2 separate regions of the Homo sapiens genome follow, and region 1 is linked to region 2. Evidence: read pairs that join two places in POLR2A ChIA-PET (ENCODE). Cell type or tissue: Panc1. All regions are shown on one strand. Each heading gives the region's core, and the rest is flanking DNA. Links, peaks and the distances in the headings are about the cores only.

Region 1 (5,385 bases), core at 61-5,060, 370 kb after region 2:
TCTTGGGTGTTTCTTGCAGAGGGGGATTTGGCAGGGTCATAGGACAATAGTGGAGGGAAGGTCAGCAGATAAACAAGTGAACAAAGGTCTCTGGTTTTCCTAGGCAGAGGACCCTGCGGCCTTCCGCAGTGCTTGTGTCCCTGGGTACTTGAGATTAGGGAGTGGTGATGACTCTTAACGAGCATGCTGCCTTCAAGCATCTGTTTAACAAAGCACATCTTGCACCGCCCTTAATCCATTTAACCCTGAGTGGACACAGCACATGTTTCAGAGAGCACTGGGTTGGGGGCAAGGTCATAGATCAACAGCATCCCAAGGCAGAAGAATCTTTCTTAGTACAGAACAAAATGGAGTCTCCTATGTCTACTTCTTTCTACACAGACACAGGAACAATCTGATTTCTCTATCTTTTCCCACATTTCCCCCTTTTCTATTCCACAAAACCGCCGTCGTCATCATGGCCCGTTTTCAATGAGCTGTTGGGTACGCCTCCCAGACGGGGTGGCGGCCGGGCGGAGGGGCTCCTCACTTCCCAGACGGGGCGGCTGCGGGGCGGAGGGGCTCCTCACCTCTCAGACGGGGCGGCTGCCAGGCCGAGGGGCACCTCACTTCTCAGATGGGGCGGCGGCCGGGCAGAGACGCTCCTCACCTCCCAGACGGGGTCGCGGCCGGGCAGAGGCGCTCCTCACATCCCAGACGATGGGCGGCCGGGCAGAGACGCCCCTCACTTCCCAGACAGGATGGCGGCCGGGAAGAGGCGCTCCTCACCTCCCAGACTGGGCAGCCGGGCAGAGGGGCTCCTCACATCCCAGACGATGGGCGGCCAGGCAGAGACGCTCCCCACTTCCCAGACGGGGTGGCGGCCGGGCAGAGGCTGCAATCTCGGCACTTTGGGAGGCCAAGGCAGGCGGCTGGGAGGTGGAGGTTGTAGCTAGCCGAGATCACGCCACTGCACTCCAGCCTGGGCAACATTGAGCACTGAGTGAACAAGACTCCGTCTGCAATCCCGGCACCTCGGGAGGCCGAGGCTGGCAGATCACTCGCGGTTAGGAGCTGGAGACCAGCCCGGCCAACGCAGCGAAACCCCGTCTCCACCAAAAAAATACGAAAACCAGTCAGGCTTGGTGGCGCGCGCCTGCAATCGCAGGCACTCGGCAGGCTGAGGCGGGAGAATCAGGCAGGGAGGTTGCAGTGAGCCGAGATGGCAGCAGTACAGTCCAGCTTCGGCTCGGCATCAGAGGGAGACCGTCGAAAGAGAGAGAGAGGGAGAGGGAGAGGGAGACCGTGGGGAGAGGGAGAGGGAGAGGGAGAGGGGAATTTTTGTCTAAACTGATTTTAAAATAAAGATAAAATAACATTCTACATTGTATGCTGTAACCTGCTTTTCTTTAATTCAGTCTACTCAACATCTTTGCTTTGGGGCCTCCCAGATAATACAGGATAATCTCACATCTCAAGATTCTTAAACTCATTTGCAAAGTCCATTTTGCTATGTAAGGTAACATATTCACATGTTCCAGCAGGGATTAGAACAAAGACATCTCTGGGGGAGGGTGGCATTATTCTGCCTATCACAAGTTGTCCGTAGCCTAGGGAAGTGGAAGGGAGCAGAGTGGTAGTTGGGGGATTCCAGGCACAGGGAACAGCAGAGTGTGATGGGACTTCCTTCTCTCCCCACTCCCAAAGCCTCCATGCTGATAAATATACTCTCTTTTAAAAAAATAAGTTTGTAGCTATTATGGACATTTTTTTGTGTGTGAACTCAATCTTTCTTCTTGGAAGATACCTTTTTCCCACAGCATGTGATTCTGGAAGGTTTGTCAAGGAAGAAAGGCACATGTGATCAGGCTGACTAGTCACAGTACCCCACTCCTTGGGGCACAGTAACTGGTTGAAGGATGGGCAAGTGACCCAAACAGGGCCAATCTGACTGTTTGTGGGAGGGGCCTGGTCTGGATGCTGAGACAAGGAAGCTCTAGTTGTTGATACTTTGCAAATTGCTGATAAATACTGTGAGCTCTAGAAACGCTGGAACCACTGGGGGCTACTTTCTTACATCTAGAGAAATCCTGTCTAAAAAGGGAGCCATCCCAGCGGAGAGAATTGAGAGAGAGAGAGAGAGAGAGAGATCAGAGGATATCATCTGAACATTTATTCCAGCGTGCCTAAAGCAGACAAGTTCTAGACTCTTCAATTGCATTAGCCAATAAATTCTTTTTTTTTTTTTTTTTTTGAGATGGAGTCTCGCTCTGTCGCCCAGGCTGAAGTGCAGTGGCGGGATCTCAGCTCACTGCAAGCTCCGCCTCCCGGGTTCATGCCATTCTCCTGCCTCAGCCTCCCAAGTAGCTGGGACTACAGGAGCCCACCACAAGCATTAGCCAATAACTTCTTTTTCTTCCTTTGCTTGAACTAATTTGATTCAGGTTTCTGTTACTTAAAATAAAGAGTCTTCACTAATAAAATATTATTCCATAATATGGATGCATTAAAATAAAATTAACCACATTCCCTAATGTTGAGTCTTTGGACCGTTTCCAACTTGTACTATTTTAATAATACCATAGTAAACCTCCTTGTACATATATCTCTATGCATATTACTGATAATTTAGAACACATTCAAAGAAATATATTTAGAATACATTCTAATGTATTCTTTAGAATACATCCAAAGAAACTCATCAATTAAGCCTACTGCAATCTGGCTGCAGCCCCACAGCTCTGCTTAAATTGCCCTCTGCTAGGGCACCAAACATTTCCTCATTGCCTATTCCAGCAATTCTTTTTTCATCCTCATTCTGTTCAACCTATTCACATTCCTTCTATCTGTAAAATCCTCCTGGGCTTCAGTGAGTCTTTCTCCCAGCTCCTATTCCTACTTCCAGGGTTCAATTTGGGCACCAATTCTGAAGAACTGGTAGGACTACTGGGAGGAGTCCCAGTAGTTGTGAACAGTTTTTTAAATCGCAACAAAGCTTGGCAGGAGAATGTGTGATCAATAATTAACAATGTTTTCCAATGTACTGACGCATGGTGGGTGGGGAAGGAAAATGCTAAAAATTGTAGCAAGAGAGCCAAACATTTGCCATTGCTATAACCAGAGTTTCTTAATCTGGAGGATAAAGGTTAGGAGATGCCCTGGGGATTTCAAAGTGACCCCAGAGCTTCATGAATCCCCTGGAGTTAGATGCAAATATTGTGTGATCACATCTAGGTATCTAGGATCTCCAGGAAGATCAAGAGCCATTTCTATAGGACAGTCTCCTGACCTGTGTTTTCCTCAAGTGGCCTTGCGGAACTTATTGTTCGGAGAAAGAAAAAGTCAAGTGACCCAGTAATTACCCATCAAACTGATGCATGAAATGACATCGGGAAAATGTAGGTGGTCCCTGCAAGATTCTTTAGGGAGAAACACAAGGTCTTCTTACACTGCCCTGTGGGCTGGCCCAGCATGACTTGGCTGAGTAGGGAGGGAGGGCAGGCAAGTTGAGAGAAGGTACAGCTGCTCTCCATGATGTGCATTTCATTCTTTAACTCTGTTCTCCTAACCCACTCCTGGACAGCTCTACCTCAGCTTCTCCCAAAACTATTTCTAGCTCTCCAGTGCCCAAGAAGCCTGCACAGTGTACTGCCAGAGGCCTCCCTCCAGCTGTGCCCCAAAGTGCAGAAGTTTGTGACATCTGGAAATGTGCACATTTGGGAAACAGTGCTCAGGCCAGCTACATTTGGCTTTGAGTATGATTTGCTTCTGCCCTTTCTGTCTATTGTAGGCCTCTTTAATTATGGTGGCTCCGTTAAGATCTCCTTATCTTGGTGACTATCAATGTTTTGAATTCCTTGCTTTTTTCCCCCCAAGTTTAATGAGAAATATTTCCTGTCAACATTTCTTCTGTCCTCTCTGGTGACTGTAACTTCAGCTGTTATCTTCAGTGAAATTCATTAAAAAGGATGAATATCTCATGTTCCAAGATCACTAGCAGAGATGTTAAATGGAAGAAGATTGAACCACAGGCTTCTTCATATCCTCTTGAGACCTCCCAGAATCCAGCCTGGAAACTGTATTTCTAGGTATTCTGTGGTCATAGTTCCACACTGCACCTTGACAGACCTCTCTGGATCCCTTCCAAGAATATAATTTCTTGAGACCAATTCAATGTCTTATTAATATTTTAATCTGCATCCTGTGACCCATGAAAATCTCTAACCCGTGCTTTCCAAATACCATTCAATCTTCCACAGAGTACCTATAGTGAGATATTTTTCTCCCCACATAATTACTTGGAGCATTGCTTCACATAAAAATCTGGCATTCACACATCTCAATCTGGCATTCAGGGCCCTACAGTTTGATGTCCTTTCCTTCTAGAAGTTATGTGCATTTCATTCTTTAGCCCCTACAAGGACATGTGCTCTGGACTCAGATGACCTTAGTTCAGATTGTGATGCATATACTTCCTAACTATGTGACTTTGGAGAAGCTAATTAATATCTCAGAGTCTAAGTTTCTTCTGTCATGGAGTGACTGACAGAATTAAATTGCATAACATCATTAAGAGATTTAAATGAGATAATGCATGGAAAGCATTTAGCAAAGTGCCTGGACCATAGTAAGTGCTTTTGGTGAGCAGAATGGCCCCTCAAAGAGGTCCACACCTTAATCCCTGGAACCTGAGAAAGAAAAAAAACTCAGATGTAATTAAGGTTAAGGATCTTCAAATGGGGAGATTTTCCTGGATTATCTGATTGGGCCAAATATAATCACATGAATCCTTAAAAGCAAGGAACATTTTCCTAATAGAGGCAGAAGGATACAGAAGGAGGAGTTAGAAGTTAGAAAGATTCAAAACATGAGAAAGACTCAGTGTTGTGGCCCACTCTGAAGAATGGAGTGGGCCATGGATGTGGACTGCAGATAGACCTTTAAGAGGTAAGGGTGGTCCCCAGCTGACAGTCAGAATGGAAGCAGGGACCTCAGTCCTACAACTCTAAGGAACAGGTTTGGCCAACAAGCTTGGAAGTAGGTTCTTCCTCTGAGCGTCCAGTAAGAAATGCAGCCCTGCTAACACCTTAATTTTAGCCTGGAGAGACCCATGTTAGGCTTCTGCCTCCAGAAACTGTGAGATAATTTATTTTAGCTGTTAATTCGTGATAATTTGTGATGGCAGCAATAGAAAATGAATCCATTGCTAAGCAATATTGGCTATGATTTGCCAGCCACACTGGCCTAAGATTCCCCAGCTCACCTGCCGCCATCTTCCAGTTGTGGGAAAATCCCTTTCCTCAAATAACTATCTTCAAAGCCTTGTTCAGATCCACCTCTTTTATACTGTCTTTCATGACCCTTCTATGAGCATGAGTCAGCCATGAGCTTCCAGAGAACAAAATT
Region 2 (5,385 bases), core at 266-5,265:
TCATTTTTTTTTTCCTGCAGCCTGAATTGTCCTTCCTTTTCTTTCAATCTATCTCCATCCTACTCACCTTTTAGTACCCTTTTCACATCTCACTTTCTCCATGAAAACTTATCACTGAATTCTGAAGTGGCTTCTCTCCTCTGAACATATCAGATCCTTAAAGACTACAACATTTGGCTGGGCATGGTGGCTCACGCCTGTAATCCCAGCACTTTGGGAGGCTGAGGTGGGTGGATCACCTGAGGTCAGGAGTTCGAAGCCAGCCTGGCCGACATGGCGAAACCCCATCTCTACTACTACTACAAAAAAAAAAAAGTTAGCTGGGAGTAGTGGTGTGCACCTGTTATTCCAGCTACTTGGGAGGCTGAGGTGGGAGAATTGCTAGAACCTGGGAGGCAGAAGTTGCAATGAGCTGAGATTGGGTTACTGCACTCCAGCCTGGGCGACAGAGTCAGACTCCATCTCAAAAAAAAAAAAAAAAAAGAAAAAGACTGCAACATTTATTTGTGACTTATACATTTTGCATCACTGTCCTAAGTTGTTATTTATTAAATGTATATTATAAAGCACTTAGCACTGTTAGCACATAAGATGACCTCCAAATGGGAGCTCTCACTTTTTTGTTTGTATCTTATTTTTCTCTTCAACTATATCTATCGAAAGATCTTTACAGGCAAAATGTCTAAATCTACAGATATCAAAGTTGTAAAACTACCACTGTTCATTTTTCATGAGAAATGTTAACTAAACTAACACGTCTCCTGGTCATGTTATATCCAGCCCACTTCCTGCATTTATGTTATTGCCTCTTTTTGTCCTCTAAATGCTTAGCACAGTGCTTTCTTTGCGAATATACAGCAAAAACATTTTTTTATACCACAATAGAACAAGGGGTGATTATTTAAAGATAAGAGAGTGTATCTTATATGAAAATTTCCCTTGGTAAAAACTACACAGTTAGTGGTTTGAGAGTTGAAAGGAGACTCGTTTTCATTCATTCTTTATTCTACAGATATCTCATCACCCAAAAGACTTCGAGATAGACAAGCTTTGTTCCCTGCCAAAGTGACAAATGTCAGCTTGCTGGAAAAGTTTGAACGAAGTGAGAGTGGTGGGAAGATTATGACCCCTGAAAGGTAATGCATTGACTTTTTTTTTTCTGTTGTACTTTACTAAATATATTTTTGAGTCGTTGCTTGATGCGGGGAACTGTAATTGTTCATTAATTCATTTATCCAGTGTTCTTTAGAGCTTTCTATATGCAACATGATGGGAATAATAAAGGTGACCAAGGTTCACCATCTAGTGGGAAAGCCAGACATATGCAGAGGGATAAATTACGATTCAGTGGAATAGATGTTATGACACAGGCGGAAACAAAATAGCACAGAGTTGGGATCATCCAACTTTTTCTGTAGATTTGGGCTTCCCAAATCTACAAAACTTTCATGTTTTCCGAGTGCTTGGATATTATGATGTGACACAATGTTATATTTACATCAAATTGGAAAGTAGTTTTGCCAAACATAGCCAGCACTCCATTAGTTCTCAATAAACATTACTTGAATGAATGAGTGTATTACAATTTATCATGGTCGTTTTCTTCTTGTGATGGTATGTCAAAAGATTTCTAAAATATTTTATCCTTCTCTCTGAGTAGGATACTTTTTAAGACCTCAAATCAGTCAACCATACTCAACCATGCTCATTCATTGTTTACTGAGCACCTAACTATGTACTTTGCATTGTGCTGCCAACCTTTAATTTATTAATGTGTCAAAATTTATCAGCTATCATATGTGCAATTTATGTACTTTGTGGATTACTAAAGTCATGTTAAAAACTCTAGGAATGCTTGTTTTGGATAATATCACTGTTATGAAAGATAATTGAGAATTAGATGTATAGTACTTGGGAATTTAATTCAATACAACAAATATTGAGCACCACCATGTGCCAGGTAATATTCTAGGCACTGAAGATTCAGAGTTACAGATGTATAAACCTGCTTTTATAAAACTTACAGTGTTGCAGGAAGACTGAAATTAAAAAAAAAATGCATGCGACGAAGACAACAAAAGTACAGAGGCTGCAAAAGGACAGAGTAATTGTTGGAAGTGGTTGGTAAAGGTTTCCTATAGAAGTTGACTCAAAAATGTTTGTTTCCTGTAGAAGTTAACCAAAAAATAGGCCAGGCGCAGTGGCTCACGCCTGTAATCCCAGCACTTTGGGAGGCCGAGGCAGGCGGATCACGAGGTCAGGAAATCAAGACTATCCTGGCTAACACGGTGAAACTCTGTCTCTACTAAAATAAAAAAAATTACCCGGGTGTGGTGGTGAGCGCCTGTAATCCCAGCTACATGGGAGGCTGAGGCAGGAGAATGGCGTGAACCCGGGAGGTGGAGGTTGCAGTGAGCCAAGATAGTGCCACTGCTCTCTAGCCTGGGTGACAGAGCAAGACTCTGTCTCAAAAAAAAAAAAAAAAAAAGAAGTTAACCAAAAAATGTTTTTTTGTGCTGATTACTAAAACAACACGTTTATCATAGAAATTTTGAGAAAACCAAAAAAGCAAGAGTTATAAAAAATCACCCATAATCCCTCTACATAGAGGAAACTTTATATTAACCTTATGATGTATGTCGTTTATTTCAATGCATATACAATATATACAGATACTTACACTTGGAATATACACAGTTTTTAAATAAAATTGAGATATTATATGGATTTTTGTTACATTTAATAAGTGGTGATTTCCCCATGACATTAAATATTCTAAAACCTTAACAAATAATTGCACATCATCTTAATGAAAGGTTAAACCTTTTGTTTAACCAATCTCCTATTGGATATTTAGATGGCTTCCAGTTTTTAAGTACTATAAATAATGTTGTGAAAATATAATTAAACATAATTCCTTGCATACAACTGGATATTCCATAGGATAAAAACTTTAAAGTTAAATTTCAGAGATAAGAGGTGAGTCCATTTTCATGCCTTTGATACACATTTCCAATTATCTTCTTCATGGTTGTAGCAAATTATCCTCTCAGCAACAGTAATATGAGAGAGTGCTATATTTTCTACAGCTTTGCTAATACCATAGCAAAGTGAAATGATGGTATTTCATTATTGTTTTTAACCTATGTTTGTTTGATTTCTAGTGGGTTTTTTTGTTTTGTTTTGTTTTTGAGATAGCATCTCACTCTGTCACCAAGGCTAAAGAACAGTGGCATGATCATGGCTCACTGCAGCCTCAACCTGCTGGGCTCAAGTGATTTTCCTGCCTCAGACCCCGAGTAGCTGGGACTATAGGTGTGCACCACCACACACCAGCTAATTTTTTGATTTTTTTTTTTTTTTTTTTTTGTAGAGATGGGGTCTTAGTATGTTGTGTAGGCTGGTCTAGAACTCCTGGCCTCAAGCAATCCTCCCACTTCGGTCTCTCAAAGTGCTGGGATTACAGGCATGAGCCACCACACCTGGCCTGCATTTATTTTTATCTTGTTTCTTGGCCATTTGTAGTTCTTTTACAGTTTTCCTGCTTGAATCCTGTGTCCTTTTTTAACTGGGAGCTTTACTTTTTCTTAAAAAAAAGTTGTATTTTTATAAAGAGAACTTCATATATCATAAGTATGAATAGTTTTCTGATGTGTATGTTTTAAACATTTTCCCAATTCTTTTTTTTCTTTTTAATTTTGTTTCTGCACCATTTAGTGCACAGAAGTTTAAAATATATCTTTTCTGATTTACCAACCTGTCCAAGTCCCCAAACACCATGTTTGGGAATGTCAGTCCATGATTACATTTTCATTTTGAAAAAAATATTCTTTTAGAAGAGTAAAGAATGATTTAGAGGGATAAGATTAGCAGCAGAGGAAGAGGTGTAATAAAATGGAAAAGTGTAGCACAATTTAGCAGATCAAGGCAGTAGTCTAGGCAATCTGTTTCCAACAAATGACCCTAAGGCCTCAGAGGGCCTTAAGAGCATATCAAAGGCTGAGAGTGAGGTAATATGGGTGGGACTCTGGGCTCTATTTCCTCACTTCCACTGGAGGATGTGTGCTGTTTTTCTGTTTTATATTATTGGGATTTGAGTAACATTTGTTTAAACTAAGAAGGATAGGACTTTCATTGTTTAACAGTTGAGTATAACTCGTTTGGGGAAAGGTAATAAGGGTATGAAACAAAGATCAGATGGAAAGCTTTAGCTTTGTTGGGGATTAGTTAAGGGAGGTTAAGAAGGAGATGTCAAAGATGACCCCAGATTTTGGCTTAGGTAACTGGGAGAAGATGGCACCATTATTCAAAATAGGGACTACTATAGGAAGTGCAAATTTGGCTGGTGCTGAAGGGCATGTAGTGGTTAGTGAGTCTGTAAAATTTTCACTCCGAGTTAGAGGATTAAAAAAAATACAAATGAATCCTCTTGGATCATAAGAAACCAGATTGAGACATATTTCTTATTACTTCCTCATGTCAGTTGCATCTGACAGGTTATTTAAATCAAACCTTTAGGGAATCAGCATTCGCCCCACCCCAGATTTTGAGGCCTAAGAGAAGTTATTAAAAAATAAAGTGTTCTGCTTATAGCAATATGGTGGTCTAAATAATCTGAAAAGGTCCTCTACTGAGAGCCAAATCTAGTCCACCATATATTTTTATAAACAGTTTCACCGAAACACTGCTATGCCCATCCATTTGCATATTATCTGTACCTGCTAGTTGTGTCAGGGACTGTATGGCCCTCAAAGCCTAAAACATTCACTCTCTGGCTGTTTTCATAAAAAGTTTTGCAACCCCTGCTCTAAAGGATCTTATTTTCATCTCAGGCTCCTGACTTCTGACAGATGGAGTTGGGCTAAAAATGAAGTCAGAATCCAAAATTACAAAGACCACATGGAAATAAGCTGCCACATAATGAGAGCCATCAGAAACAAAAGATGGAAGAATTGAGCTCTCAAGGATTGTGGATCCTGAATATTATAAAATACAGAATATAGAATAAGATGTTTAAAATCTTTACATAAATTAAAAGAATGGAGAGTATGAACAAGGTATAAGAAATTAGAAAACATGACCAGTGTGGTCAGAGTCGAGCATTTGCATTTTGGAATTGCAGTAAGGGAGTGTAGACTTATACAATACTTAATTCATTGGTTATTCAGAAGACACATTTTATTACTTTTTCCAAATGAATAGAGGTTTGTAGTGGGGCGCTTTCTCATTTTATGCTGTGGTTCATTTAATGTTAGTTATTTGGTACTTTGTAATTTGCTGAACCTTCTTTTCTAGCTTGAGTACTTTTACAGTAATTGTTTTATGTATACTTGAAGACATTGTATACTACTATTCCTTAGATGTAAATTTCTAGATATTTAGATA

What was found. Peaks named below come from ENCODE experiments on the same cell type or tissue, not always from the same donor. Only the 100,000 strongest peaks of a DNase experiment are listed, where the experiment ranks them.
Region 1: POLR2A ChIA-PET joins it to region 2 with 8 read pairs; 2 of 35 experiments call an interaction of 5 or more read pairs at or near these places.

The regions. Positions count from the first base shown.
Region 1 is chr11:86,770,208-86,775,592 of GRCh38, forward strand. No RefSeq gene overlaps it. Among named protein-coding and RNA genes, the nearest start is that of PRSS23, 28 kb to the right of the region's middle. In Panc1, for the core only: no CTCF peak of the experiment used is centred there; no DNase peak of the experiment used is centred there; H3K27ac peaks cover 862 bases.
Region 2 is chr11:86,399,666-86,405,050 of GRCh38, forward strand. CCDC81 (coiled-coil domain containing 81) reads left to right here. Exons shown (of 15, transcript NM_001156474.2): 7 at 1,013-1,136. Among named protein-coding and RNA genes, the nearest start is that of CCDC81, 27 kb to the left of the region's middle. In Panc1, for the core only: no CTCF peak of the experiment used is centred there; no DNase peak of the experiment used is centred there.